2 separate regions of the Homo sapiens genome follow, and region 2 is linked to region 1. Evidence: read pairs that join two places in POLR2A ChIA-PET (ENCODE). Cell type or tissue: IMR-90. All regions are shown on one strand. Links, peaks and the distances in the headings refer to the core of each region. The heading gives the core; the rest is flanking DNA.

Region 1 (15,674 bases), core at 13,175-15,674:
AGGTTGTGGTGAGCTGAGATCACACCACTGCACTCCTGTCTCAAAAAAAAAAAAGATTCTATGGTAGCGATTTGATGATACATATTGAAGCTTGAAAAACATGCATGTCTATTGATCCAACAATTCCATTTCTGAAAATGGAAACTTAATCCTAATAACTTTAGTAATTTAGAGTAAATTAATGATTATGATAATCTTGGTTAGTCAGGGCCGGGCGCAGTGGCTCATGCCTGTAATCCCCACACTTTGGGCGGCCGAGGCAGGCGGATCACGAGGTCAGGAGATTGAGACCATCCTGGCTAATGCAGTGAAACCCTGTCTCTACTAAAAATACAAAAAATTAGCCGGGCGTGGTGGTGGGAGCCTGTTGTCCCAGCTACTTGGGAGGCTGAGGCAGGAGAATGGCATGAACCTGGGAAGCAGAGCTTGCAGTGAGCCCAGATCGCACCACTGCACTCCAGCCTGGGTGACAGAGCGAGACTCCGTCCCAAAGAAAAAAAAAAAAAAATTCTTAGCTATTCAGATAATTAAGAATGCACCAGATATTTAGGTAAAAGAAGGCTCTTGGAAAAACAGTCTAAATGTCCATCATTTTTTTTGGTGAAGAATCTACATGTGTGACATACAGAAAGATTTGATAAGACTATACGTTAAGGTGGTGGTTCTCAAAGTGTGGCCCAGGGACTGGCAGCGTCAGTGTCATTTGAAAACTTGTCAAAAAATGTAAATTCTTGGGCCCCATCCCACATCTACTGAATCAGAAATTCCAGGGTGGGACACAGACATCTGGATTATTTTTGTTTGGTTGGTTTTTTTTTGAGACAAAGTCTTGCTCTGTCACCCAGGCTGGAGTGCAGTGGTGCAATCATGACTCACTGTACCCTCAACTTCCCAGGCTCAGGTGGATTCTCTCACCTCAGCCTCCCAAGTAGCTGGGACTACAGGCACACACTAGCATGCCCAGCTAATTTTTGTATTTTTAGTAGAGATGGGAGTTCACCATGTTGGCCAGGCTGGTCTTGAACTCCTGACCTCGTGATCTGCCCACCTTGGCCTCCCAATGTACTGGGATTACAGGCATGAACCATGGCGCCCGGCCCATTTTTTGTAGAGATAGGATTTCACCATGTTGCCTATGTTGATCTCAAACTCCTGGGCTCAAGTGATCCGCCCACCTAGGCCTCTCAAGTGCATTCAAGTTTGGGAATCACTGCTCTAACCACTGTTACTAGAAGTTGTTTATGAGTGAGAGTATGAATATATTAATACATATGTTTTAGAGACAGTCTCTCTCTGTCATCCTGGCTGGAGTGCAATGGTGCAATCACAGCTCACTGGGGCCTCCAACTTCCGGACTCAAATCATTTTCCCACCTCAGCTTCCCAAATAGCTAGGACTATAGGTGGGTACCACTGTGCCTAGCAATTTTAAAGATTTTTGTGGCGATGGAGTCTTGCTATATTGCTCAGGCTGGTCTCAAACTCCTGGGCTCAAGCAATCTTCTGCTTCAGCCTCCTAAAGTTCTGGGATTATAGTTGTGAGCCGCTGTGCCTGGACTTAATATTCTTATATTTCCTGGCTTTCCTGGAGTAAGATTACATTACCAACTGATATAAGAAATACCTACTAAAATTTTATTTTGAAAAGAAGAAAAAGTAGGCCAGGCACAGTGGCTCACACCTGTAATCCCAACTCTTTGGGAGGCTGAGGTGGGAGGATTTTTTGAAACCGGAAGTTTGAAACCAGCCTGAGGAACATAGTGAAATCCCATTTCAAAATAAAAGCTTGGTCTGGTGGCCTGTGTCTTTAGTCTTGGCTACCTGGGATGCTGAGGTTTGCTTGAACCCAGGAGGTTGAGGCTGCAGTTTGCTGTGACTGGGCAGAGGCACTGGAGCCTGGATGACAGAGCAAGATCCTATCTAAAAAAAAAAAAAAAAAGAAAAGAAGAAGAAACAAGAAGGAAGAAGGAAGAAGATCCCGAGTAGAAGTGAAAGGGGAGAAAAAAGTTATGAAAACAAACAAAAAACAAGAGAAAAAAAAGCATTCTTATCTCCCCAACATAGTTTCTTCTCCTGCCTTAGCTTTCTCCCCACATGAATGGAATGGTATGTACTTATGAGGTTGATTGATATCCCTGTTATTTTGTAGCTGCTTTTGTTTTCATTTAGTATTGCACGGCATTCCTGTATGAGGGAAGTCTAGCTAAACTTTAAAAAACATTACACAGCAGCATTTCCCATGATGTCACAGTCTTCAGAATAAGATATATATGTGTGTATATATATGTATATATATGTGTATATGTGTATATATGTATATATGTGTATATGTGTATATATGTATATATGTGTATATATGTATATAAGTGTATATATGTATATATATGTGTATGTGTGTGTGTGTGTGTATATATATATATTTTTTTTTTTGTTTTTAGAAGACAAGTCTCATTCTGTCACCCAGGCCGAAGTTGCAGTGGCAGGATCACAGTTCACTGCAGCCTTGAACTCCTGGGTGCAAGTAATCCTCCCATCTCAGCCTCTGGAGTAGCTGCGACTACTGGCATGCATCACCACACCCAGCTAATTTTTTTTTTATATTTTTTGTAGAGACAGGGTTTGGCCATGTTACCAAGGCTGGTCTTGAACTCCTGACCTTAAGTGATCCACCCACTTCAGCCTCCCAAAGTATTGGGATTATAGGCGTGAGCCACCATGCCCAGCCACACCCAGGTAATTTTCAAAATTTTTGCAGTCATCATTTTTTTAAAAAGGAGACATTCAGGTTACTTAATAGAGTTGTGCCCTTGATCACCCATTTCCCTTAGTTGTTTCCAATTTTTCACCAACATAAATAATGCTGCCACCAATATTTGCACATACACCTTTTCCTAAATTTCAAATTATGTCCTTAGGATAGATTCCCAGAACCTGGGTTGCTGGATCAAAGGGTAGGAACATTTTTATGGCTTCTGCTGGGTGTTGCCAGACTGCTCTCCCGATGAGTGGCTACTGGTTTATGCTGCCGTTAGCGTCGTACAAGACTGCCAGTTTCCACTAGGCCTTCCTAGTGTGAGGTATTATGATTGAAAATAGTTTTGCTATTTTAATGAGAAAATAAACTACCTCTCCATTGTTTTAACTTTCTTTGGTTATGAGAGACAATTTTTTTTTTTTTTTGAGACAGAGTCTCGCTGTGTCGCCCAGGCTGAAGTGCAGTGGCACGATCTCAGCTCACTGCAACCTACACCTCCCGGGTTCCCTCAGCCCCCCAAGTAGCTGGGACTACAGGTGCCAGCCACCACGCCCGGCTAATTTTTGTATTTTTAGTAGAGATGGGGTTTCACTATGTTGGCCAGGCTGGTCTTTTTTTTTTTTTTTTTTTTTTTTTTTTTTTTGAGACGGAGTCTTGCTCTGTGGCCCAGGCTGGAGTGCAATGGCACGATCTCTGCTCACTGCAAGCTCCGCCTCCCGGGTTCACGCCATTCTCCTGCCTCAGCCTCCCGAGTAGCTGGGACTACAGGCGTGCGCCACCTTGCCCGGCTAATTTTTTGTATTTTTAGTAGAGACGGGGTTTCACCGTATTCGCCAGGATGGTCTTGATCTCCTGACCTCGTGATCCACCCGCCTCGGCCTCCCAAAATGCTGGGATTACAGGCATGAGCCACCGCGCCCGGCCCCAGGCTGGTCTTGAACTCCTGATCTCATGATCTGCCTGCCTCAGCCTCCCAAAGTCCTGGATTACAGGCATGAGAGACAATTAACAGCTTCCCCCACCCCTTAAAAATAAGCTAGTTAAGGCCGGGCGCGGTGGCTCACGCCTGTAATCCCAGCACTTTGGGAGGCCGAGGCGGGTGGATCACGAGGTCAGGAGATCGAGACCATCCTGGGTAACACGGTGAAACCCTGTCTCTACTAAAAATGCAAAAAATTAGCCGGACGCGGTGGCGGGCACCTGTAGTCCCAGCTACTCGGGAGGCTGAGGCAGGAGAATGGCGTGAACCCGGGAGGTGGAGCTTGCAGTGAGCCGAGATAGCGCCACTGCACTCCAGCCTGAGCGACAGAGCGAGACTCCGCCTCAAAAAAAAAAAAAAAAAAAAGCTAGTTAATACTTCTTCTTTAGTAAATTGGATTGGGAGGAAAGCTCTGGCATGCTCACAGTTTAACCTCTCTAAGCCTCAGTTTCTTCATCTCCAAAATGGAGTGGTACCAAAGTGATTGTAAAGTCAAGTGAGATAAAGTCTGGGGTAACTTCTTTTAACAGTGTAGGTATTCATTACCATAATCCCACTCAGCCTCAAATTTACCTAATATTTACCTGTGTATCATAAAACCTTCTGCTTTGTCAATAATCTTTTTTTTTTCCCCTTTTGAAACGGGGTCTCACTTTGTCACCCATGCTGGAGTTCAGCGGCATGATCTTGGCTCACTTCAACCTCCACCTCCCGGGTTCAAGTGATTCTCCTGCCTCAGCCTTCTGAGAGTAGCTGGGATTATAGGCGCGCACCACCACGCCCAGCTAATTTTTGTATTTTTAGTAGAGACGGGGTTTTGCCATGTTGGCCCGGCTGGTCTTGAATTCCTGACCTCAGGTGATCTGCCCTCGGCCTCCCAAAATACTGGGATTACAGATGTGAGCCACCATGACCGGCCAGCAATCTTGAAAACTTCCACCGCATCCCAAATCTTGAAAAACCTCTCTCTCTTTGTGTGCGTATGAGACAGAGAGAGAGGAGTGAGAGACAGAGGAGAGAGAGAGGAGAGAGAGGAGTGAGAGACAGAGGAGAAGGAGAGAGGAGAGAGGAGAGAGAGAGAGACAGAGAGAGACAGAGACAGAGAGAGAGACAGACAGAGAGAGAGAGAGACCTGAGGTCTTAGAAGACCTGAGGTCTTAGAAGGCTGGAGGCAAGGTCCCTCCTTTCCATTCTTTAATTTCCTCCGTTTTTCGAGGGAAACACTACGACTTGTTTGGAGTCTTACGGATAAGAGCCCTCTGTTACTAATGATATTAATAATGGCATCTGTTAATGAGGACGTCGTTATTATCTAACATTGGCAGGAGAAGAAAGCTCCGCGGCACAAGGGAGCAACCTCTCGTGTTCTGCAGACCCGATTTCGCATTTGGGAGAAGAGCTCTACTCCCCACAAAAGTCAGTGACACTCCAGACCCTGCAGAGACGCCTCCAGGGTGCGAAGTGGACTCTGGCCGACCTGTCAGGGGCAGCAGCCAGAATCCATCAGTTAACCACTCTGAAGGAAGTTTCTGCTTCAACGTTTTCCCCGTTGCTAGGAAACACTGCTTTGCCGCTGCTCATTGGTTAGCGCCCCCTCTTGTGTCTATGCCCTGTAATAGCACCCACAGTTGAGCAAACAGTAAAGACTAACACATGATTTAAATCGTCTTTATTGTGAAATATAACATACAGAAAAGTATCTAGGATATACATACAGCTTGGAAAATAGATATTGTGTATCTATTGTGTAACCACCACCTACAAAAACAAAGCATTGCCAGCGCATTAGACACTGGCCCTGCTTCTCTCCCTCCTTCTCCCCAGCAGGTGTTTATCTTTTCACTTTCCTTACAGTTTTATTACCTGTATGTATGTATCCTTTTTTAATATTTTATTTTCTTTGTTTTCTGGCTGCTCCTCCAATTTGCCCTGCTTGTTTCTGCCTCAGGGGCTTCGTACTTGCTATTCCTTCTGCCTGAAACACTTTTCCTCCAGACAGCCGCATAGCTAGTCCTTCACTTCCTTTGCCCAACGTCATCTTTTCAGTGAGCACTTCCCCAGCACTCCCTGTCCCCTGCTTTTTTTTTTTTTTTTTTTTTTTTGACACTGAGTTTCACTCTTGTCACCCAGGCTGGAGTGCTCACTGCAACTTCCACCTCCTGGGTTCAAGCGATTCTCCTGCCTCAGCCTTTCAAGTAGCTGGAATTACAGCCACCCACCACCATGCCCACCTAATTATTGTAGTTTTAGTAGAGACAGGGTTTCACCGTGTTGGCCAGGCTGGTCTCAAACTCCTGACCTCAGGTGATCCACCTTCCTCGGCCTCTCAAAGTGCTGGGATTACAGGCGTGAGCCACTGTGCCCAGCCCCCTCTTCTTACATAGCACTTAGCACCCTCTGACACATTTTTCTTACCTCCATCTTCCTCCACTAGAGTTGAAGCTACAACAGAGTTTCTCAGCTTCAGCACTATTGCCGTCTGAGGCTGGAGAATTCATTGTTATGGAGGCCTAGCCCGTGCACTGCAGGGCATTTGGGAGTATCCCTGGCCTTTACAAACCAGATGCCAGTTGCGCCCTCCTCACCATGGTTGTGACAACTAAAAGTGTCTCCAGGCATTGCCAAATGTTCCCTGGTTGGTGGTGCGGCAGGATGGTGGCCAGGGCAAAAATCACCTCACTGAGAATTGCTAAGACTTTGGGCTGGCTTTGTTTACCCCTTGTCTAAAACACAGTCAGGTAGCCAGTAAGTGTTTACTCATCTCAGTCTCAGCAGAGCCTGGCACACAGAGTGAAGTCTCAATAGAAGTTTGATGAATGAGGCCGGGTGCCATGGTTCATGCCTATAATCCTAGCACTTTGGGAGGCCGAGGTGGGCGGATTGCCTGAGCTCAGGAGTTTGAGACCAGCCTGGGCTACATGGTGAAACACCATCTCTACTAAAATACAAAAAATTAGCCAGGCATGGTGGTGCGTGCCTGTAGTCCAAGCTACTCAAGAGACTGAGGTAGGAGAACCGCTTGAACCCGGGAGGCGGAGGTTTCAGTGAGCCGAGACCATGCCACTGCACTCCAGCCTGGGTGACAGAGCGAGACTCTGTCTCAAAAAAAAAGTTTGATGAATGACTAAATGACTGACTGAATGAATAAGTGACTGATTGAATGAGTGACTAAATGACTCACTGAATGAGTGATACAGTGACCTCAAGGGTTGACAGCTGCCTTTGAATCTTACCAAATTATTTCCTTTAGTTTTTACTCCAACCAAAGAGTGTTGGTGTGGGAAATTCATCAAGAATATAGGCTTGAGGTCAATTGAAAGGAACCTTGCCTATAATCCCAGCACTTTGGGAGGCCGAGGCAGGCGGATCAACTGAGGTCAGGAGTTCGAGACCAGCCTGACCAACATGGTGAAACCCCATCTCTACTTAAAATACAAAAATTAGCTGGGCGTGGTGGTGTGTGCCTGTAATCCTAGCTACTCGGGAGGCTGAGACAGGAGACTTGCTTGAACCCAGGAGGCGAAGGTTGCAGTGAGCCAAGATCACACCACTGCACTTCAGCCTGGACAACAGAACAAGGCTCAGTTTCAAAAAAAAAAGAAAAGAAAAGAAAAAGAAAGAAAGGGATCTTGTCAAGGTTCCCCTGGGACACCTTTCTTAGCCAAATAACTTGAAAAAGTTTTCTACACTCCATGTCTACATGTTTCTACTCCCTCACCAACTAGGCTCGCTCACTTGACTCCACCCTGAACTCTGCCCTTAGCACTCCCCTGAAACTGCTCTGGATCAAGTCACCAGTGGCTTCCTTGTTATGAAACCCATCAGCACTGCAAAGATGGAGTAACAGAGACTGGGTTTGCCTCCCACTGGAAACAACTAAAAATCGGACAACACATGTGAAACAACCATTTTTAGACATTGGACATCAGACAGTGGAAGGCTGTGACCCCCAGAGAGGGGAAGCAAACGATGTGAGTTCCACAGTTGCCCTGGTCTACAGGCTGCAGTGCAGAGAAGGTGCTACAGACTGAAGTGTGTCCCCCACATTCATACCCTGAAGCCCTGACTCCCAATGTAGCTGTATTCGGAGATGGGGCCTATGAGGAGATAAAGGTTAAATGAGGTTATAAAAGTGGGCCCTAAGCTAGGTGCGGTGGCTCACGCCTGTAATCCCAGCACTTTGGGAAGCCAAGGGGGGTGGATCACAAGGTCAGGAGATCGAGACCATCCTGGCTAACACAGTGTAAACCCCGTCTCTACTAAAAATACAAAAAATTAGCCGGGCATGGTGGCGGGCGCCTGTAGTCCCAGCTACTCAGGAGGTTGAGGCAGGAGAATGGCATGAACCCAGTAGGCAGAGCTTGCAGTGAGCCGAGATCACGCCACTGCACTCCAGTCTGGGCAACAGAGCAAGACTGTGTCTCAAAAAAAAAAAAAAAAAAAAAAGTGGGCCCTAAACTGATAGGGCTGGTGCCCTTAAAAGAAGAGACTCTAAGCCTGGGCAACATAGTGAGTTCCTATCTCTACAAAAAATAACAAAATTAGCAGAATGTGGTGGCACGTGCCTGCAGTCCTAGCTACTCAGGAGGCTGAGGTGGGAAGATTGCTTGAACCCAAGAGTTTGAGGCTAAAGTGAGCTATGATCGCACCACTACACTCCAGCCTGAGCAAAAGAGTAAGATCCTGTCTCTAAGAAAAAAAGACGATGAAAGACATTCTCTCTGTCTCTGTTTCTGTCTCTCTCTTTGCCATGTGAGGACACAGTGAGAAGGGAACCATCTACAGGCCAGGAAGAGAGCTCTCCCCAGAAACTGACCATGCTGACACCTTGATCTTGGACTTGCCAGCCTTCAGAACCATGAGTAATAAGTTTATGTTGTTTAAGCCACCACCCAGTATGTGGTATTTTGTTTTTTGTTTGTTTTAGAGACAGAATCATGCTGTGTCACCCAAGCTGGAATGTAGTGGCACAATCATAGCTCACTGCAGCCTCAAATTCCTGGGCTCAAGTGATCCTCCCACCTCAGCCTCTCAAGTAGCTGGGACTACAGGCATGTGCCACCACATCCAGCTTTCCAATTTATGGTATTTTGTTATGGCAGCCTGAGAAGACTAAAAAGAGTAGCCCAGGCATGGTCCGATGATCTTACTGGATTGAAGAGATGGGGGTCTGGGGAGGTGAAGGCCACTGAAGTTCTCAGAGCCGACCACCACAGCAGACACTGCTGCAGAGAGAGAGCGATCCCTGGACATCTCCAGAGGGTCCTGCTCATGTCTTCAGCTGAGTGCTGATCAATGCATGCATGAGACAAGACTCAGCAGCATTTTTCATTCTTCACTTACTTTATTCCTCAGAAGTTCTTGACACAACTAACTTACCTCTTCTTTTTTTTTTCTTTTTTTTTTTGAGATGGAGTCTTACTCTGTTGACCAGTCTGGAGGGCAGTGGCGCTATCTCAGCTCACTGCAACCTCCACCTCCTGGGTTCAAGCGATTCTCCCACATCAGCCTCCTGAGTAGCTGGGATTACAGGCCATGCACTACCAGACCCAGCTAATTCTTTTTCTTTTTTTTTGAGACTGAGTTTCGCTCTTGTCACCCAGGGTGGAGTGCAATGGTGCAATCTCGGCTCACTGCAACCTCTGCCTCCTGGGTTCAAGTGATTCTCTTGCTTCAGCCTCCCAAGTAGCTGGGATTACAGGCATGTGCCACCATGCCTGGCTAATTTTTGTTTGTTCATTTGTTTGTTTGTATTTTTAGTAGAGACGGGGTGTCACCATATTGGCCAGGCTGGTCTCGAACTTCTGACCTCAGGTGATCCACCCACCTGGGCCTCCCAAAGTGTTGGGATTACAGGCATGAGCCACCACGCCCGGCCACCTCTTCTTCTTAAACCATTTCTTCCCCTTGGCTTCTGTGAACCCCTTCTTCCTGTTTGTTTGTTTGTTTGCTTCTTGTCTTCCTGTCCACACCTTCTGGGTTTTCTTTTCCTCAACCTGAGTTTTAAATGCTGAGGGTCTTCAAAGTTTGATCTTCAGCCCTATTCTCTTCCTATTCCACATTTGGTCCCCAGCACCTCACATAATGGCCGCCACATACTAGGAACTCAAATATGTATTGATTTCCTGTTGTTCAGGTAGGTGTTCACAACTCCTAGAGTGTTGTGAGGCTTTTCACCTGTTTCCCAGCCCCATATATCCAACTGCATGAGACGTGCATCCTCTTACATGTCCCTTAAATACCTCAAAATCATCACATCCAAGATAGAATGTGTCATGTGCTCCAGATGTTCCTCCCCAAATACATTCTGTTCTTTCATGACACTGGAGGCAGGTTGGAAGCACAGGCACTCCACTAGAGACTACATTTCCCAGCCTCCTTTGCGGTTAAGGGTGGTTAGTGACTAAGTTCTTATGGTAGAATGGGAATTAAAATGATGTACACAATTTCTGTGTCCTTGCTTAAAAAGAATTTTCTTATCTTCTATGTCCTCTCATCTCCCTGCCCATAGACCGGAACGCAGACAGAGTGACCACTTAGCTTTGATCCTACAGACTAAGATAACCCTCTAAGACACAACTGAGCCACAGATGGGTCCCTGAGTGACTATGTGGAGCAGAGTTATCCCACCAGTCTGGACTGCTCAACTCTGGAATGCTACTGGAAGAAAAACAAAGTCCTAATTTATTTAAGCCACTGTATTTTTGTATCTCTTTGTCATAAAGCTGAAAGGTCTATTCCTAACTAATCTACACACAAACCTGCTTTCCCATCCACATTTAGAAAAGAACATACTGTCATTGCTGTATGACAAGCTTCTTAGGCTGTAAGGAACAGAAATTCCAACTCAAATTGGGTGAAAGAAAGAGGGAAGTTTCTTGCTTCATAAAATAGGGTTAACTTCATGGGCAGCTTGATCCAGAAGGTAACATTGTCATCAGGGCTTGGTTTCTCAGCTTCTCTGGGTTCTACTCCACTTCCTGTAGACTCATTCTCAGACTGGCCCCTATATAGAGCAAGATGGTGGCCATGATGCCAAAGTTCACAGCCTTGCATCATGAAATGCAACAGAGAAGTAGTTGCTTCTCTTAGAAGCCCCAGCAAAAGTCTCCGTTTCAATGATCTATTGCAGTGTAATAAACCATTGCAAAGCTTAGTGGCTTAAAACACAGCAATTTGCTGTTTTTCATGATTCTTCAATGGGGTCTGAGCGCAGCTGTGCGGTTGAAGAGCAAGGGTGGAGAAAGAAGAAGAGGGACAGTGGGGAAAGGGGACAGAAGAACAGGGACAGTGGAATGTGGAAAAGTTGGGGAAGGGGTGGGTGGGGAAAGGGGAAAAGTGGAAAGGGGGAAAGAAGGGGAGCAGTGGGGAAAAATGGGGAGGAAGGTGGGGAAAAAGGAAAGAAGAGAGGACAGTGGCAAAAAGTGGAGGAAAAGGTGGGGAACAAAGGTGGGGAAAGGGGAAAGAAGAAGCAGGACACTGGGGAAGAGAAGAAAAAAGAGGAGAGGCAGGAGCTGTCAGGCCTCTTAAAGGCCCGCCTGGGACAGTCGCATGTCACTTGTGCTATAGTCCGTTGGTCAAGGCAAGTCACCATTCCATCTGAGATTGAAGGGGAGAGGAAGCTGACTGCCACTTGATGGCAGGGGCAACACATGCACCCAAGGTGAGTGGAGATTGGTGGCTTCATCTTTGGAGACTAGCTATTTGATGACCTGTTGGTTCTGTTCAGTTCTGAGCCTGAATTAGTTGGTTTACAGACTATGCTGCTGTGCCAAAGACACCCAAAAATGGGAGAAGGAAGAATAGACTCTGGCGGACAGCTAGTGCTTCTGTCTTGTGCTCATGAATCAATGACTAGAATAGGCTGATTGGCAAAATGCCAGTCAAGACCCATCCTTTGGGCTAGTGGTGGGGTCAACCCTCCCAAAACTCACTGGGTACAGGTTTTATTTATTTTTACCTTTTAAAAAATTGGGATATAATATGCAAAATGTAAAATTATAACCATTTTTAAGTGTGCAATTTAGCAACAATAAGTACATTCACGAGGTCTTGAAATCATCACCATTATTCATCTCCAGAACTTTTTAATCACTGCAAACAAAACACTCTGTACATGTTAAGCATAACTCTCTATCTCACCCTTCCCTCAGCTCCTGGTATCTTCTTTCTGTCTCTATGAATTTGCCTATTCTAGGTGTTCATAAGTGGAATCATACAATATTGTGTGTGCGTGTCTGGCTTATTTCACTTAGCATTATGTTTTCAAGGTCTATCCATGGTGTAGCAGAAATCAGGATTTTATTCCCTTTTATGGCTAAATCATATTGCATACAATGGATAGGCCACATTTTGTTTACCCATTCATCTGTTGATGGACACTTCGGTTGTTTCCACTTTTTGGCTATCATAAACACTGATGCTATGAACATTGGTGTACAAGTACCTCTTTGAGTCCCTATTTTCAATTCTTTTAATTTTTTTTTTTTTTTTTTTTTTTTGACAGAGTCTTGCTCTGTCGCCCAGGCTGGAGTGCAGTGGCACGATCTTTGGCCTGGCCAACATGGTGAAACCCCATCTCTACTAAAAATACACAAAAATTAGCTGGGCGTGGTGGCTTATGCCTGTAATCCCAGCACTTTGGGAGGCTGAGGCGGGCAGATCACTTGAGGCCGGGAGTTTGAAACCAGCCTGGCCAACATGGTGAAATCCTGTCTCTACTAAAAATACAAAAAAATTAGCTGGGTGTGGTGGCATGTGCCTGTAATCTCAGCTACTCAGGAGGCTGAGGCAGAAGAATCGCTTGAACCTGGGAGGCGGAGGTTGCAGTAAGCCGAGATTGTGCCATTGCACTCCAGCCTGGGAGACAAGAATGAAAGTTGGCTCAAAAAAAAGAAATAGGCAATTACTCTGCTGAGTGTTAGGAACTCCAGCCACTGGGAAAGCCCAGGGGGCTGATGGTGAGCACACACCTCAAGTCATACTGTGGATTAGACCTTTGGAATGTCTTCAAGTTTACCCTTCCTATCTTTTCCTGTGGCCACCGGTCCCCCCTGCCTCTAATCTCACCCCATTAGTCTGAGTCCTCCAAGAAGCAAATACCAGGATAAGATTAAATTGTGCTAGGATTTTATTAAAGAAAACACGTGTAGCAGGGAAACGGGGAGGGAGCTGGGAGGGTTGGGATGTAAGTCCAGCCCCAGGTGAGGAAGAGAGGGAAAGAGGGTTGGGTAGAAGGGTCCTAGTTGGCCATGCAGTCTAAGGAGGGTTTGGCAGGGTGTCGGGGAGTCCTTAAGCCAAAGTCAGCTCAGAGAAATCCCATGTCTCCTAGGAATGGGCCTGCCTTAGCATCCCACTCTTGGCAAAGTCATCAGGTGGGGGCATCTCAAGGGAACTGTGTCCTTGCTGCAAACAGAGTACAGCAGTGCTTGGTCAATTAGGATCCCTAGAGTTGGAGGCCTGTGAGGCTCATTCTCATCCCTCCACAGCCCCCACAGGGCTACCAGAGGAGTGCAGTGATCTTTCTGAAGTGCAGTCTCACTATGCCATTTTTCTGCTCGAACTCCCTCCAAGGCTCCCTGTTGTCCTTATGGTCCTTAGGCTAGTGTCTCAGCTCTTTATCTCAGGTATCAAGGTCCTGCTGGGGGAGGGGAGCAATTAACCTCTGTGCTCTGTTGCCCACCTGTCCTCGGCCCTACTCAGATCTTGGATGCCTCAACTACACTGGGCTGACCCCTTGTTGCTCTGAGACGTGCTATCCTCTTTTTTTTTTTTTTTTTTTGACAGAGTTTCGCTCTTGTTGCCCAGGCTGGAGTGCAGTGATGCCATCTTGGCACACTGCAACCTCTGCCTCCCGGGTGCAAGTGATTCTCCTGCCTCAGCCTCCCGAAGTAGCTGGGATTACAGGCGTCCACCACCACGTCCAGCTAATTTTTGTCTATTTTTAGTTGAGACAGGGTTTCACCATGTTGGCCAGGCTGGTCTTGAACTCCTGACCTCAGTGATCCACCCGCCTTGGCCTCCCAAAGTGCTGGGATTACAGGCGTGAGCCACCGCGCCCGGCCGTGCTATCCTCTTTTATTCCTCCACGCCTTTGCCCATGCTGTGACCTCTGCCTGGATAGCCCTTCCCTACATCTCCCAGCTCCAGTGTTAAGTGCTTCCCTCAGCTTCCTAGGTTTAGTCAGCAGCGTCCCTTCGCTCCATCTCTGGTACAGGCCCAGATCCTCTAGAGTAGACAGAAGATTCCAGGGGCTGTGTCGGGAGAACAGGATAAACAACCGCCACAGTCCTCTCGGACTTCTCTTGAAGGGACAGATGTCCCTTCAAGTCCCTTTTGGGCATATGCGCAGAAGCGTATGTGCAGAAGTATTAGTTTAAAAGCTGATAATATACCATGCTTTGTTTATTCATTCACCCATTGATGGACACTTGTGCTTCCCCTTTTTGGCTACTGGAAATAATTCTGCTTTGAAAATGGGTGTACAGATATCCCTTCAAGTCCCCTTTGGGCATATGTGCAGAAGTAGAACTGCTGGATCACGTGGTAATTCTATTTTTAGTTCTTTGAGGAATCACTATACTGTTTTCCATAGCAGAAGTTGAAATTGAATTAAAAAAAATCTTCCCGGCACAAGCTGGCTTGTATGGTTTTGAAATCTGTACTCTCACCCTCCCTCCACTGTGATCAAAGCAGAAATCTAGCACACAGCATCCAGGACAGCCAAAGACCAAAGCCCATCCCCTTCCACATAACCTCCTCCTCACCCCTCCACTTTTCAACGCTGCCTTCCTGGGCTCAAGATTCAATGCTTTATTTTTAGCCCACACGTTGGACTGGGGCTCCAGGAATGCACTTGATGCCTGAGGTGTAACCAGACCCCTGCGTGCACCACTTTTAGCTCCCGCCTTTAGCTTGACATGATAAAAAGCCTTCCACAAAGCAGCTGTAAGCTTGTGGGCCGCAGGCCTGATCCAGTTTTATTTAACCACTGATAATTTGAATTTTTTTTTTTTTAAAAAAGTGGTCTGGGTGCAGTGGCTCACGCCTATAATCCCAGCACTTTGAGAGGCCAAGGTGGGCGGATCACTTGAGGTCAAGACTTCAAGATTAGCCTGGTCAATATGGTGAAATCCTGTCTCTACTAAAAAAAAAAAAAAAAAAAAAAAAAAATTCCAGGTATGGTGGCAGGTGCCTGTAGTCCCAGCTACTTGGGAGGCTGAGGCAGGAGAATCCCTCAAGTCTGGGAGGCAGAGGTTGCAATCGTGCCACTGCACTCCAGCCTGGGCAACAGAGTGAGACTCCATCTCAAAAAAAAAAAAAAGTGGCCGGGCATGGTGGCTCACGCCTGTAATCCCAGCACTTTGGGAGGCTGAGGCGGGTGGATCACGAGGTCAGGAGATCGAGACCATCCTGGCTAACAGGGTGAAACCCCATCTCTACTAAAACTGCAAAAAATTAGCCAGGCATGGTGGCACGTGCCTGTAGTCCCAGCTACCCAGGAAGCTGAGGCAGGAGAATCGCTTGAACCTGCGAGGCGGAGGTTGCAGTGAGCCGAGATGGGGCCATTGCACTACAGCCTGGGCGACAGAGCAAAACTCTGTCTCAAAAAAAAAAAAAAGTGGTAAAATAGACATAAAATTAACCACCATAACCATTTTTAAGTGTACAGTTCAGTGGCGTTAAATACTTTCACAGTGTTGTGCAATTATCACAACCATCCATATCTAGGGCTGTTTTCATCTTCCCAAACTGACACTCTGTCCCCATTAAACACTAACTCTCATTCCCCGTCCCGCAGCCTCTGGCACCCACCATTCCACTTTCTGTCTCTATGAATCTGATTACTCTAGGTACCTCATATATATGGAATCATAACTGTATTTGTCCTTTTAACATAATGTTCTCAAGGTTTATCTGTGTGGTAGCATGTGTCACAATT
Region 2 (15,139 bases), core at 4,895-7,394, 57 kb after region 1:
ATAAAATGGAATATTCTTCAGCAATAAAAGGAAATGCACTATTGTTGATGATAAACACAGCCAGACATCAACTGTGTTGATGATAAACACAGTTAGAGCAGTGAAAACAGATTTTATTCAGTAACTACTGACAGCAGGGGAAAGAGCTGAGCTCCATTCTGATCTGTGCAGAGGTGATTTGGATGTTTTAAAGGGAGAATGAGGGATCAAGGAGAGCGGGCCTCTGTAGAATCAGAGAAGTGAAAAATTACAAAGCGTTGGTCAGTGCAATTAGGCCAGCTGTGTTTGTTCTATCCTCCCTCAGAGAGTGGGAGACAGAGGCCCCAACATCATGAAATGTTCCTGATGATTACATTTCAAAGGAATGGCTCTCAGGTCCTTGAGAGAAACGCTTCTGAGTTATAAGAGATACATATTCGCAGTTGTAAGCTGTTTCTAGTAAATGCTTTAAGAAAGGGAGGTCAGAGGCTTATCATGAGATATTGGCTAAAATAGACAGTAAGTTCTCCAGGCAGCTTGAGCTTTCTCAGACAGGCATTTTAACAAGGTCTGAGGTCATTCTAAGGATATATTCTTATGGTCAAATCTCTTAATGCAGGGGTTTAGATGGGTTGTTATATGCCAAGAGTTCTGCAATCCCCTCCCCTCCCTTCCCCTCCCCTCCCCTCCCCTTTCCTTTTTTCTTTCCTTTTCAGATGGAGTGTTGCTCTGTTGCCCAGGCTGGAGTGCAATGGCATGATCTTGGCTCACTGCAACCTCCACCTCCAGGGTTCAAGCGATTCTTTTGCCTCAGCCTCCCGAGTAGCTGGGATTACAGGTGTCCGCCACCACGCTCAGCCAATTTTTGTAGTTTAGTAGAGACAGGGTTTCACCATGTCAGTCAGGCTGGTTCGAACTCCTGACCTCAGGTGATCTGCCCACCTCAGCCTCCCAAAGTGCTGGGATTATAAGCATGAGCCACTGTGCCTGGCTGAGTTCTGCAGTTCTCATGGAAAGACATAGATGAATCTTTTTTTTTTGACACGGAGTCTCGCTCTTTCACCCAGGCTGGAGTGCAGTGGCGCGATCTTGCTTCACTGCAAGCTCTGCCTCCTGGGTTCTGGCCATTCTCCTGCCTCAGCCTCTCTAGTAGCTGGGACTACAGGCGCCCGCCACTGCGCCCAGCTAATTTTTTTGTATTTTTAGTAGAGACCGGGTTTCTCTGTGTTAGCCAGGATGGTCTTGATCTCCTGACCTCATGATCCACCTGCCTCGGCCTCCCAAAGTGCTGGGATTACAGGCATCAGCCACCGCGCCCGGCCAACATAGATGAATCTTAAATGCATATTATTAAGTAAAAGATGTCAGTCTGAAAAGGCTATATCCTATATGCTTCCAACTATATGACATTCTATAAAAGCCAAAATTATAGAGACAGTAAAAAGATCAGTTGTTGCCAGGGGCTCCAAAAGAAGGAGGGAGAGGTGACTAGGTAAAGCAGAGGGGATTTTTTTAGGATGACGAAGGTATATACAGCAACTATATATAATACTCTAACAGTGAATTCACAACTATGCATTTGTCAAAACCTATAGAACTTTACAGCACAGAGGAATCTTAACATGTGCGAAGTTTCTAAAGTCATTTAGGAGGTCAGGGGATTTCAGGGTGGAAAGCAGAATGTGATGAAACAATGCAACTGTATTATAAATGTATGCAACAACCTCACTGAATGCAGGGTGGGAGAAAAGTGCTGACCTAAGTAATGCAGGCAGACCCCAAAACTGGGGCTCAGCCTGGGAGGGTTCTTGGCTTCACTTAGGGAAGATTTCAAGAGGGAGCCAACAGTGAAGAAAGCAAGTTTATTAGAGCAACGTCGTACAGCAAAATGGCTGCTCCATAGACAGAACAGGGCTATCTTATAGGCAGAGTGGCCCAGAGTAGCACTCTTGGATTGCTGGCTAGCTCTATTTATACCCACACTCAATTATATGCTAAATAAGGGGTGGGTTATTCACAAACTTTCTGGGAAAGGGGCGGGGAGTTCCCAGAATCATATAAGGTAACTGCTGGGTCGTTGCCATGGCAGCATTTGTAAACTGTCATGGCACTGGTGGGAGTGACATGCCAATGCAAATAAGCAGTGAGGGTAACTAGAGGTTGCTTTCGTGGACATCTTGGTACTGATTGGTTTGGGCTGGCTTCTTTGTAAATCCTGTTTAGATAAGGAGGGTTGTGAAAAGTCTTGTTGATCTCCTACCTCATAAGTAAATTTGGAAATGAATGGAATCTGCAAAACTAAAGGCAAAAGAAGATACACACAAGCACTATCCTCTAGTCTGTGAAGTTGTTTCCCATGGGGTACAGGTTAACCATTGTGATATCACTATACATATATACTGGAATTGAAGAATTGGGTAAATGAGTGGCTAGGATTCTCATTGTTGGAGTAGGAGTTATAGTGAAACAAGGGGAGGAAGCTAGAATTATCCATTGGATAATGGATTCAAGTTGGACACATCAGTATAAATTTGTGTTTAGCTTAATAGAGATACAAATGGTTACACATAGAAATATATATAGATATGTGGGTATGCATGGATCAGTATACATACACCTATCTCCTTGTCTATCAGCTGAGAGGGTCTACAAGCAATGACACCCCAGTAGGAACAATTATATCTAGCAGCCAAAACTTGATTTCTAATACTATTCTCCAGTAAAAGGAACCAGGGATACTTGGAGAAATGGCTGATCTTCAGGAAATACGCAAGATGAGCCTGAAGCATCTTCTAATGCCAGTAAATAAGGAAGTGCTCAAACACACACACACACACACACACACACACACACACACACACACACACATGATCAGGGTATGTCAAAGGAACACAGGAACCAACTGAAAGAGTTCCCAATGGCCAAAGCTGGAACAATTTGAGAAAAAAAAAAAAGTAAAGTAGTATTGGATTAGAACTCAAAGTATAAAATATCCATAAGTCCATACTTATACAAATAGATGATTAAATAAATAAATAAATGCGGGAGAAAAATGAGTATCTAGTGCAGAACAATTTCAAATAATTTATGTAGATAATCCTCCCTTAAGGAAGTGGTACGTAACACCCCACTCCTTAAATGTGGGCTGCACGTTGTGACTTTCTTTTGAAAAGTAGAGCATGGAAAGGGAGGTGGGGGAAAGGAATAATTTTATAGTGAAGAAACCTGACAAACACTACCTCAAGCTACGTGGTGAAGATTAACATCAACAGTGATAATTCATGCTGATAGTATGTACCCCAGATATGTGATGAGAATGACGCTTTACCTCTGTGGTCTTCCTTGCAGAAGCTCATTACCCCAGTCTAACTATAATAAAAACATCAGACAAATCCGAGCTGAAGGTCATTCTATAAAATACCTGAACAGTGCTCAAAACTGTCAGCATCATCAAGAACAGGGAGAGTGTGAGAAACTGTGATACGGTTTGGTTTTGTGTCCCCACCCAAATCTCATCTTAAATTGTAATTCCCATAATCCTCATGTGTCAAGGGTAGGATCAGATGGAGGTAATTGGATCATGGGGGTGGTTTCCCTCATGCTATTCTCGTGATAGTGAGTGAGTTCTCACGAGATCTGATGGTTTTATAAGTGTCTGGCATTTCCACTGCTTGCACTCACTCCATCCTGCCACCCTGTGAAGAAGGTGCCTGCTTCTCTTTTGCCTTCTACCATGATTGTAAGTTTCCTGAGGCCTCCCCAGCAATGCAGAACTGTGAGTCAACTAAACCTGTTTCCTTTATAAATTACTCAGTCTCGGGTATTTCTTCTTAACAGTGTGAGAATAGTCTAATACAAACTGTCATAACCAAGACGAACCTAAGGAGACATGACAACTAAAGGTGGTATCCTGGAACCAAAAAAGGACATTAGGTAGCCGGGCGTGGTTGTTCATGCCTCTAATCCCAGCATTTTGGGAGGCTGAGGAGGGCGGATCACTTGAGGTCAGGAGTTAGAGACCAGCCTGGCCAACATGGCAAAACCCCATCTCTACTAAAAATAGAAAAATTAGCCAGGCATTGTGGCGCACGCCTGTAGTCCCAGCTACTCGGGAGGCTGAGGCAGGAGAATCACTTGAACCCAGGAGGCAGAGGTTGCAGTGAGCCAAGATCGTGCCACTGCACTCCAGCCTGGGTGACAGAGTGAGACTCTGTCTCAAAAAAAAAAAAACCCAAAACCAAAAAAACAAACAAACAAAAAAAGGACATTAGGTAAAAACCAAGGCAACCTGAAAGAAATATAGTCTTTTAGTTAATAATAATGTATCAACAGTAGTTCATTAATTGTGACAAATATACCATGTCAATGTAAAATTGTTAATAATATGGGGAACTGGATGTGAGGATATAGGAATCTTTCTACTGTGTTCACAATTTTTCCATAATTCTAAAACTGTTCTAAAATTAAAAGATTATTTTAAGAAATGTGAGGAACAAAGAACTAAAAACTGGATAGAAAAATGGGAGAAAGATATGAATAGATAATTCACAAAAAGATATAAAAAGGGCCTCCATACATTTGAAAAAAATCAAACTCATAATTAGAGAAATGCAAATTAAAACAACACCGAGATACAGTTTCTCACCCATAAGATTGGCAAAGACTAAAATGCATGACAACACATGCATTTGCATAACACATAGGCTGTGGGGCAACAGACATTTTCCTACGTTGCTGATGAGAATGCAAACTGGTGCAGCCCTTGTGGAGGAGAATTTGACAGTAGCTAAGAAAGCTACAAATGCATTTACCTTTTGACTCAGTAATCCCTCTCCTTGGAATCTACCTGAAGATAAATAAAAAATACGTGGCCGGGTGCAGTGGGTCACACCTGTAATCCCAGCACTTTGGGAGGCTGAGGCGGGAGAACTGCTTGGGAGGTCAAGTGTGCAGTGAGCAATGATCGTGCCACTTCACTCCAGCCTGGGTGACAAAATGAGACCCTGTCTCAGAATAAAAGAAAGAAAATGCATATTTATAAGGTTATTCGTTGCAGCATTATTTATAATTACAAAATATTGGAAAAAACTTAAATGTCCATAGATAGGAGAGTGGTTGAATAAACTGTGACATCTCCAGCAATGGAGTACCATATAGCTGTAAAAATGGATGAGATCTCTATGAGATGATATGGGGTGATTTCCATATATACAGTTAAGGGGGAAATAAATCAAAGTGCAAAAACGTATCCATGGCATGCTACTGGTCGCGTAAGAAAGAAGAGGTTATAGGAAGATACACATTTCTGCTCATATGTGCAAAAGAAATCTAGCAAAGGTAAACCAGAAATTAAAGAGATTGGCTACCTACAGGGGGTATGTAGGACTGGGGTGACAAGAAGGAAGGTATGGAAGTGACACTTTACTGAGTATACCTTTTTGCTTAGGTTTGACTCCAGGAACAAGAGTAATATTTCACATACTCCCCAAATAAAGAAACAATTAAAACCAACCAGACTGTTGGGGAAACCCAAGATGGAATACAAACACTAGCAAATAAACCTAACTGTATTCCAAATGAATAACAGACCATACCAAAGGGACAGAAAAGAAAAGACCTAACTTAAGTAACTGTGGAATATAGAATTTGAACTGTATTCTGTAAGGCTACAGACAAAAAGAACTCCATATAAATACTGTACTCTAGTTAGCAAATTTGTTTCTCACTGAGGTGTGGGTTAGCAATTCTGCAAGTAGTGTATATGTATACTAGGATTGAACAAATAAATAAATATAGATAATGAGAACAAGATTTATCACTGTCAAAGAAAATAGTTACAAATGGCTGGGCAAGGTGGCTCACGCCTGTAATCCCAGCACTTTGGGAGGCCGAGGTGGGTGGATCACCTGAGGTCAGGAGTTCAAGACCAGCCTGGCCAATACGGCGAAACCCTGCTTCTACTAAAAATACAAAAATTAGCTGGGTGTGGTGGCAGGTGCCTGTAATCCCACATACTGGGGGGCTGAGGCGGGAGGATCTCTTGAACTTGGGAGGCGGAGGTTGCAGCGAGCCAAGATCGTGCCACTGCACTCCAGCTTGGGCAACAGAGTGAGACTCCGTCTCAAAAGAAAAAAAAGAAAATAGTTACAAATAAGGAAAGATAGGAAAGATAGAAGGATAGAATGAACCTTTGGTGTTGGGTTGAAATCAGAGATATCAGTATGAACTTGTGGGGTTTTTTTTATAGATAGAGATGTATGTGTGTGAGAGTTAGTATACACATACATATTTCATAGCTTTGTCCTCTGAGAGGGCCTAGAAGAAATGACATCTCAGTAGCAATGAGCAAAGCCAGAACCCAGATCTTGGTTTCTAAGTGCCACTTTCCAATAAAAGGAACCAGTGCTCCTTAGAAAAGTGGATGGTGATTATAGGGTTGGAACAGGGAAAATATAAGATAAGCCTAGAACATCTTTTGTTATTAAGAAAAAAAGAAAAGAAAAGAAAGAAAGAAAATGCTCCAAAAAGAACGGGAGCTTGTCAAAGGAACATAGAAGCCAACTTGAAGGAGCTCTCAATGGGCAAACCAAGAGCAATTTGAGCAACAAAATAAATCGTATGTTATTGGATTGTAACCCAAAGTACAGAATGAATATACAGGAGACCATATGTTTATTTATTGATTTTTAATTTATTATTATTATTATTATTATTATTATTATTATTATTATTATTATTATACCTCTGAACTTTTTATTGGCCTCCTGCTCCCCAAAGGGTACCCTGCTTCTGCTGGCTTAATGTCTCAGAACTTTGGTGTCATCGGTCTCAGACACCACTTTGCCATCCACTATCCGGCGGGTGGTGGTTTTTGGATGGTTTGCATGGAGTTGCTGCTGTCCAGGGCATCACCAAGATTGAAGTCCTCGCCATCTTCCAGCAGGCGGCGGTAGGTGGCAATCTCAGCCTCCAGCTTGACATTGATGTTCAGCAGGGTCTCGTAATCCTGGGCCTGGCTGTCCCTCTGCCCAAGTCAGTGCCAGCTCCAGGTGCAGCAGGATCCCACTGAGCTGCTCTATCTGCAGGGTGTAGCGGGCCTCCACCTCCCTCAGGCTGTTCTCCAAGCTGGGCTTCAGATTTCTCACGGAGTCCAGCTTGATCTCCAAGGACTGGACTGTACATCTCAGCTCTGTGAGCATCATCTCAGCAGCTCCAACCTCCACGGACTGCGTGGTGACCACTGTGGTGCTCTCCTCAATCTGCTGAGACCAGTACTTGTCCAGCTCCTCTTGGTTCTTCTGAGCCAGCTTGTCATATTGGGCTTGGATATCTGCCATGATCTTGGTGAGGTCCTGAGATTTGGGGGCATCTACCTCCACGGTCAACCCAGAGCTGGCAATCTGGGCTTGTAGGCCTTTTACTTCCTCTTCGTGGTTCTTCTTCGTGAAGAGCAGCTCCTCCTTGAGAGCCTCAATCTCTGTCTCTCGCTGCAGCTGAGTGACATTGGTGTCATCAATGACCTTGCAGAGCCCATGGTGTCGTTCTCCACAGACTGGCGCATGGCCAGCTCTGTCTCATACTTGACTCTAAAGTCATCAGCAGCAAGATGGGCATTGTTGATCTGCAGAACGATGCGGGCGTTGTCCACAGTATTTGTGAAGATCTGAGCCCTCAGGTCCTCGATGGTCTTGAAGCAATGGCTCCAGTCTCTGACCTGGGGTCCCTTCTTCTCCAGGTGCTCCCAGATTTTGCTCTCCAGCCTCCAGTTCTCGGTCTCCAGGCTCCTCACTCTGTCCAGGTAGGAGGCCAGGTGGTTGTTCAGGCTTTGCACGGTCTCCTTCTTGTTCTGGATGCCTCCCATTCCTGCCAGACCCCCAGCCATCCCCGAGGCCAGGCCCCTGGACCCCATGCCACCCCGGAAGCTGGTGGAGCGGGACACGGAGATCCGGGAACCAGAGCCCCCAGCGACTGCAGAGACGCTGACCATGCTGCTGACCAGCTGGGCGCCATAGCTGGCACCTGGACAGAGCCCAGGGACCAGTAGTTGGTGGAGAAGGTGGAGCGACTGGTGAAGCTCACGCTGTCCGGGGAGGAGGGCGAGAAGACAGGACTCAGCTTTGCCGACAACCTATTATTATTTTTTAACAGAGATGGGGTTTTGTCATGTTGCCCAGGCTGGTCTTGAACTCTTAAGCTCAAGTGATCCTCCCGCCTCTACCTCTTCCCAAAGTGCTGGGACTACAGACATGAGCCACTGTGCCTGGCCTAGAGACCACAGATTTAAATAAATAATTGAAAAATAAATAAATGGGGGAGAAATGACCATATCTTCCTTCCAGAAGAATTTTAATAAATGTAGAAGGTGACTGGATGCAATGGTGCACTCCTATAATCCCAGCATTTTGGGAGGTTGAGATGGGAGGATCACTTGAGCTCAGGCATTTGAGACCAGCTTGGGCAACACAGTGAAACCCTATCTCTACAAAAAATACAAAAATTAGCCAGGCATGGTGGCACAAGCCTGTAGTCCCAGCTACTTAGGAGGCTGAGGTGGGAGGATCTCTTAAGCCCAGGAGGTCGAGGCTACAGTGAACTGAGATCGCATTACTGCACTCTAGCCTGGGTAACAGAGCAAGACCCTGTCTCAAAAAAAGAGAAACAGGGAAATAGAAAATCACCATTCGACAGTAATACTCATAAAAGAAAGATCCACCAATGGATGCTAAAATTAGTAGGTGGAATTTTGAGGAGAAATAGGATATTTTGGTCATCTCAAAAAATCTCCTCCAAGATATTTATCCGGTGCAATTTCTCAAGTTAATAAAATTTAAATGCAAATTTACAAAAAGTATAAAATTATTAATTATAAGAGAAACATAGTAACTTTATAGTAGAGAAACTCAACCAAGACACAGTTTAGCTAAGTGATCAACATTAACACCAGCAGTAAGAAGACTTAGTGACATCACAAAGCCCCTGCTCTGATGCACTGAAGAAAGCATAACACTGCTTATGCTGTACTCTAGCCAAAAAATGCATAACTTCAATCTAATCACGAGAAAAGCCTTAGACAAACCCAAATTGAGGGACATTCTGTAAAATAGCCAACCAGTTCTTTTAAAAAGTGTCAAGGACATTAAAAACAAGAGAAGATGGAGGAACAGTCACAGATTGGAAGAGACTGAAGAGACCTGGAAACTAAATGTAATGAGTAACCCTGAACTGGATCCTTCAACAGAAATAGGACACTGATGGAAAAATTGGTGAAATTTTTTTTTTTGGAGGCAGACTCTCGCTCTATCCCCCAGGCTGGAGTGCAATGGCGCGATCTTGGCTCACTGCAATCTCCGCCTCCCAGGTTCAAGTGATTCTCCTGCCTCAACCTCCTGAGTAGCTGGGATTACAGGCGCCTGCCACCATGCCCAGCTAATTTTTGTATTTTTAGTAGAGACGGGGTTTCGCTATGTTGGTCAGGCTGGTTTTGAACTACTGACCTCGGGTGATCCGCCTGCCTCGGCCTCCCAAAGTGCTGGGATTACAGGCATGAGCCACCGCACCTGGCCCACACCTGGCTGATTTTTAAAAAATATTTTTGTAGTGATGGGGTCTCACTATGTTGCCCAGGCTGGTCTTGAACTCTTGGGCTCAAGTCCTCCCATCTAGCCTCCCAAAGTGCTGGGATTACAAGCCTGCACCACTGTGCCTTGTTTGTTTTTGAACTTCACACAGATGGAACCACATAGAGTATGCACTCCTGCATCTGGCTTCTTTTGGCCAATATCTTTGAGATTCATTCATGTCATTGCACATGGCAGTAGTTCATTAATTTTCATTCCTATATAATATTCAATTTTATGAACTACTACAGTTTGTTTATTCATTCACCTGTTGATGAACACTTAGGTTATTTCCAATTTTTGGCTATTCAGAAGAAGAAGAAGGGTGGTCTGAACTTTTTTTTTTTTTTTTTTGAGATAGAGTCTCATTCTTGTCACCCAGGCTGGAGTGCGATGGCAGGATCTCGACTCACTGCAACCTCCGCCTCCCGGGTTCAAGCGATTCTCCTGCCTCAGCCTCCAGAGAAGCTGGGATTACAGGTGACTGCCACCACGCCCGGCTAATTTTTGTAGTTTTAGTAGAGATGAGGTTTCACCATGTTGGCTGAGCTGGTCTGAAACTCCTAACCTCAGGTGATCCACCCAAATTGGCCTCCCGAAGTGCTGGGATTACCAGTGTGACCCACCAAGCCTGGCCTGAACGTTCTTTTGATGAACACATATACGTTCATATATCTTGAATATACGCCCCAGAGTGAAAGTGCTTATCTGAATACATCAAGGTAGATACATACTTAGCTTTTTTAAATATGGACAAACAGTTTGTACCAATGTAGTTTTACCAATTTAAAGCTCACACTACCACCATATAAGAGTTCTGGGGCCAGGTGTGGTGGCTCACTCCTGTAATCCCAGCACTTTGGGAGGCTGAGGCAGGTGGATTGCTTGAGCTCAGGAGTTTGAGACCAGCCTGGGCAACATGGCAAAACCTGTTGTTACAAAAAATACAAAAATTAGCCAGGCATGGTCGCTCACACCTGTAGTTCCAGCCACTTGTGGGGCTTGAATAGGAGGATCAGTTGAACCTGGGAGGTCAACGATGCAGTGATCTGAGACTGCACCACTGCACACCAGCCTGGGTGAAGTGAGACCCTGTCTCAAAAAAAAAAAAAAAAAAAAAAAAAAAAGAAAAAAAAAGAGTTCTGTTTGTCCTGCATTCTTGATAACACTTCATGTTGTCCATCCTTGTACACTTTTATTGCTTTAAATACTTCCTCTGTGTGAAGACCTTCCCCCATCTGTATCTCCAACCAGGAATTCTCCCCTGTGCAACTGATGTATTCAGTTGTCAACATGGCATCTTTCCTTGGATGTCTAGTAGGTAATTCCAAGTTAACAGATCAATGCAGTTTTCAAGTCCTCCTTCCCATCAAAAGGTTTCTTGTCTTGACTTCCTCATCCCCATAAAAAGCACCACCATCTACTCAGCTGCTCCAGCTAAAAACTCATAATTCTTCCCTTTTCCTTACCCATAAAAATAATATATGACTTGTAAAAATATATGCACTGACTCATAAAATTATTACAAAATATTATGAAACTATGTACTTATTTCATTTCCTTTCCTTTTTATTTATTTATTTATTTACTTTTTTGCTCTGTTTTTTGTCTCGTTCTTTTGCCCAGACTGAAGTGCAGTGGCATGATCTTGGCTCACTGCAATCTCCACCTCCCAGCAATTTTCCTGCCTCGGCCTCCAAAGTAACTGGGATTACAGGTGCGCGCCACCACACCTGGCTAATTTTGTATTTTTAGTAGAGACGGGGTTTCACCATGTTATCCAGGCTGGTCTCGAACTCCTGACCTCAAGTGATCCACCCACCTCAGCCTCCCAAAGTGCTGGTATTACAGGCTAGAGCTACCGAGCCCAGCCCATTTCCCTCCTTTTTATTGAGGCAACAGTTACATATAGCAAAGTACAGCTTGATTAATTTTTACAAATATATACCTGTAATCATCACCCAATTCAAGAGTGTGGATTCAATTAGCCAGGTGTGGTGGTGTGTGCCTGTAGTCCCAGCTGCTCAGGTGGCTGAGACAGGAGGATGGCTTGAGCCCGGGAGGTGGAGGCTGCAGTGAGTGGTGATCATGCCACTGCACTCTAGCCTGGGCGACAGAGTGAGATGTTGTCTAAAAAAAAAAAAAAAGTATGTGAATCCAATCCTCAAATGAAACTGCTGTATTCTATTTCCATGACATAACCCGAATCTTCCCATCTTCGCCACCATTCCCCCAATGCAAACCACCCTCATTCTTTTTTCTTTTTTTTTTTCTTTGAGACAGAGTCTCGCTCTGTAGCCTAGGCTGGAGTGCAGTGGCCCATGATCTCCACTCACTGCAAGCTCTGCCTCCCGGGTTCACATCATTCTCCTGCCTCAGCCTCCTGAGTAGCTGGCACTACAGGTGCCCGCCACCACACCCGGCTAATTTTTTGTATTTTTAGTAGAGATGGGGTTTCTCTGTGTTAGCCAGGATAGTCTCGATCTCCTGACCTCATGATCTGCCTGCCTTGGCCTGCGAAAGTGCTGGGATTATAGGCATGAGCCACCATGCCCAGCCTCTTTTTCTTTTTTCTTCTTTTGAGATGGAGTCTGGCTCTGTTGCCCAGACTGGAGTGTATTGGTGTGATCTCGCTCACTGCAATCACCTCCGCCTCCAGGGTTCAAGCAATTCCCCTGCCTCAGTCTCCCGAGTAGCTGGGACTACAGGCGTGTGCCATCACACCCGGCTAATTTTTGTATTTTTAGTAGAGACAGGGTTTCACCATGTTGGCCAGGTTGGTCTTGAACTCCTGACCTCAGGTGATCTCCCAGAAGTGCTGGGATTACAGGCATAAGCCACCACGCCCGGCCCAAACCACCCTGATTCTTGATTGCGTGGACTGTTCAGCACTAAAGAGATCTTTCTAAAAAACCAGGCCAGGTGCAGTGGCTCACATCTGTAATCCCAACACTTTGGGAGGCCGAAGCAGGTAGATCACCTGAAGTCAGGAGTTCAAGACCAGCTTCTGGCCAACATGGTGAAACCCTGTCTCTACTAAAAATACAAAAATTAGCTGGGCATGGTGATGCGTGCCTGTAATCCCAGCTACTTGGGAGGCTGAGGCAGGAGAATTACTTGAGCCTGGGAGGTGGGGGTTGCAGTGAGCTGAGATTGCACCACTGCACTCCAGCTTGGGCAACAGAGCAAGATTCCATCTCAATAAATAACTGAATTAATTAAATAAATAAAATAAAATAAACTGATCTGGCTGGGCGCAGTGGCTCACACCTGTAATCCCAGCACTTCGGTAGGCTGAGGCGGGTGGATCACCTGAGGTCAGGAGTTCAAGACTATCCTGGCCAACATGGTGAAACCCCATCTCTACTAAAAATACAAAATTTTGCCGTGTGTGGCGGCGGGTGCCTGTAGTCCCAGCTACTCGGGAGGCTGGGGCAGGAGAACTGCTTGAACCTGGGAGGCAGAGGTTGCAGTGAGCCGAGATCACACAACTGCACTCCAGACTGGGCAACAGAGGGATACTCTGTCTCAAAAACAACAACAAAAACTGATCAAGTTACCTTCTTGCTTTACGCCATCCAGTGTTCCCTGGCGTTAGTGTTCCCACATAAAATTAGTGTTCCCATATAAAATACGAACTCCTTGCCTTGGCCTGAAAGGTTTCAAGTAATCTGGCCCCTGTCCACCTCTCTGTCCTCATTTCCTCAGTGGAAGACTGATCTCATTCCATTCCAGCCATAGCCCGCCCTCCCTCTCTCCCTCCCTCCCTTCCTCCCTTCCTCCCCTCCTTTTTTTTGAAACAGGGTCTACTTTGTCACCCAGGCTGGAGTGCAGTGGTGCGATCACAGCTTACTGCAACCTCTGCCTCCCAGGCTCACCTCTGCCTCCCAGGTTCAAGAGATTCTTCCACCTCAGCCCCCCAAGTAGCTGGGACTACAGGCGTGTGCCATCACACCCGGCTGATTTTTGCATTTTTTGTAGAGACAGGGTTTCACCATGTTGCCCAGGCTGGTCTTTAACTCCTGAGCTTATGTGATCCACCCACCTCAACCTCCCAAAATGCTGGGATTACAGGCATGAGCCACTGCGCCCAGCCAGCCACAGCCTTTTCTTTTCTTTCTTTCTTTCTTTCCTTTTTTTTGAGATGGAGTCTCGCTCTGTTTCCCAGGCTGGAGTGCAGTGGTGCCATCTTGGCTCACTGCAAGCTCCGCCTCCCGGGTTCACGCCATTCTCTTGCCTCAGCCTCCCGAGTAGCTGGGATTACAGGCGCCCACCATCACGCCCGGCTAATTTTTGTATTTTTAGTAGAGACGGGGTTTCACCTTGTTAGCCAGGATGGTCTCGATTTCCTGACCTTGTGATCCACCCGCCTCAGCCTCCCAAAGTGCTGGGATTACAGGCGTGAGCCACCGTGCCCGGCCCAGCCACAGCATTTTCTTAAACACATCAGGCTGGTTCCCACCTTGAGACCTTTTTTTTTTTTTTTTTTTTTGAGGCAGAATCTTGCTCTGTCGCCAGGCTGGAGTGCAGTGGCGCGATCTCGTCTCACTGCGAACTCTGCCTCCCGGGTTCACGCCATTCTCCTGCCTCAGCCTCCTGAGTAGCTGGGACTACAGGTGCCCGCCACCACGCCCGGCTAATTTTTTTGTATTTTTAGTAGAGACGGGGTTTCATCGTGTTAGCCAGGATGGTCTCGATTTCCTGACCTCGTGATCCTCCTGCCTCGGCCTCCCAAAGTGCTGGGATTACAGGTGTGAGCCACCGCACCCGGCCACCACCTCGGGACCTTTGCACCTGCTGCTCCCTCTGTCTGGGAAGCCCTTCCCTCAAAACTTTGCCCAGCTGCTTCATCTGTTGAGGTCTTAGCCCAAATGTCTCCTCCTCAAAAAGTGCCCTCCCTGACCTTTGCTGAAGTTGCCCCTCCACGCTCCAGGAACTCTCTATTTTATTTTCTGAAGAGCTCTTATTTTCCTTATCTAATCACTTTCTTCCTTCTTGCTGATTTCCTACACTAAAATGTAAAGTCCCCAGGGGGCAGGGGCCGTTTGTGTCTAACACCCTGCTGCGTTGCATCCTTGTTGTACAGATCTGCACTGTCCATTATGATAGCCACTACCCATAGTGGGCTATTTAAAGTTAAGTTAATGAAAAATAAATATAATTAAGAATTTGGTTCCCCAGTCACACTAATTCCATTTCAAGTGCTCAATAGCCACATGTGGCTAGTGGCTATCATATTAGATACTATACTGAAGATGTAGAACATTTTCAACATTGCAGTGTTCTATTAGCTTTGGTCTAGAACCTACGTACCTCATAATAACAGGTGTTCAAGGGGGGTGTCAATTTAATAAAGATTTTTTTTTTTTTTTTGAGACGGAGTCTCGCTCTGTCGCCCAGGCTGGAGTGCAGTGGCGCGATCTCCGCTCACTGCAAGCTCCGCCTCCCGGGTTCACGCCATTCTCCTGCCTCAGCCTCCCGAGTAGCTGGGACTACAGGCGCCTGCCACCACACCCGGCTAATTTTTTTGTATTTTTAGTAGA

The links. ChIA-PET counts read pairs that join two places held together with the same protein. Peaks named below come from ENCODE experiments on the same cell type or tissue, not always from the same donor. Only the 100,000 strongest peaks of a DNase experiment are listed, where the experiment ranks them.
Region 2: POLR2A ChIA-PET joins it to region 1 with 21 read pairs; 5 of 35 experiments call an interaction of 5 or more read pairs at or near these places.

What each region holds. Positions count from the first base shown.
Region 1 is chr3:12,714,911-12,730,584 of GRCh38, forward strand. No RefSeq gene overlaps it. Among named protein-coding and RNA genes, the nearest start is that of TMEM40, 37 kb to the right of the region's middle. RefSeq lists an enhancer at 5,116-5,165. In IMR-90, for the core only: no CTCF peak of the experiment used is centred there; a DNase peak (open chromatin) is centred at 14,581.
Region 2 is chr3:12,780,614-12,795,752 of GRCh38, forward strand. It overlaps the pseudogene KRT18P17. Among named protein-coding and RNA genes, the nearest start is that of CAND2, 8.5 kb to the right of the region's middle. In IMR-90, for the core only: a CTCF peak has its summit at 6,910 (motif pointing right); no DNase peak of the experiment used is centred there; H3K27me3 peaks cover 305 bases.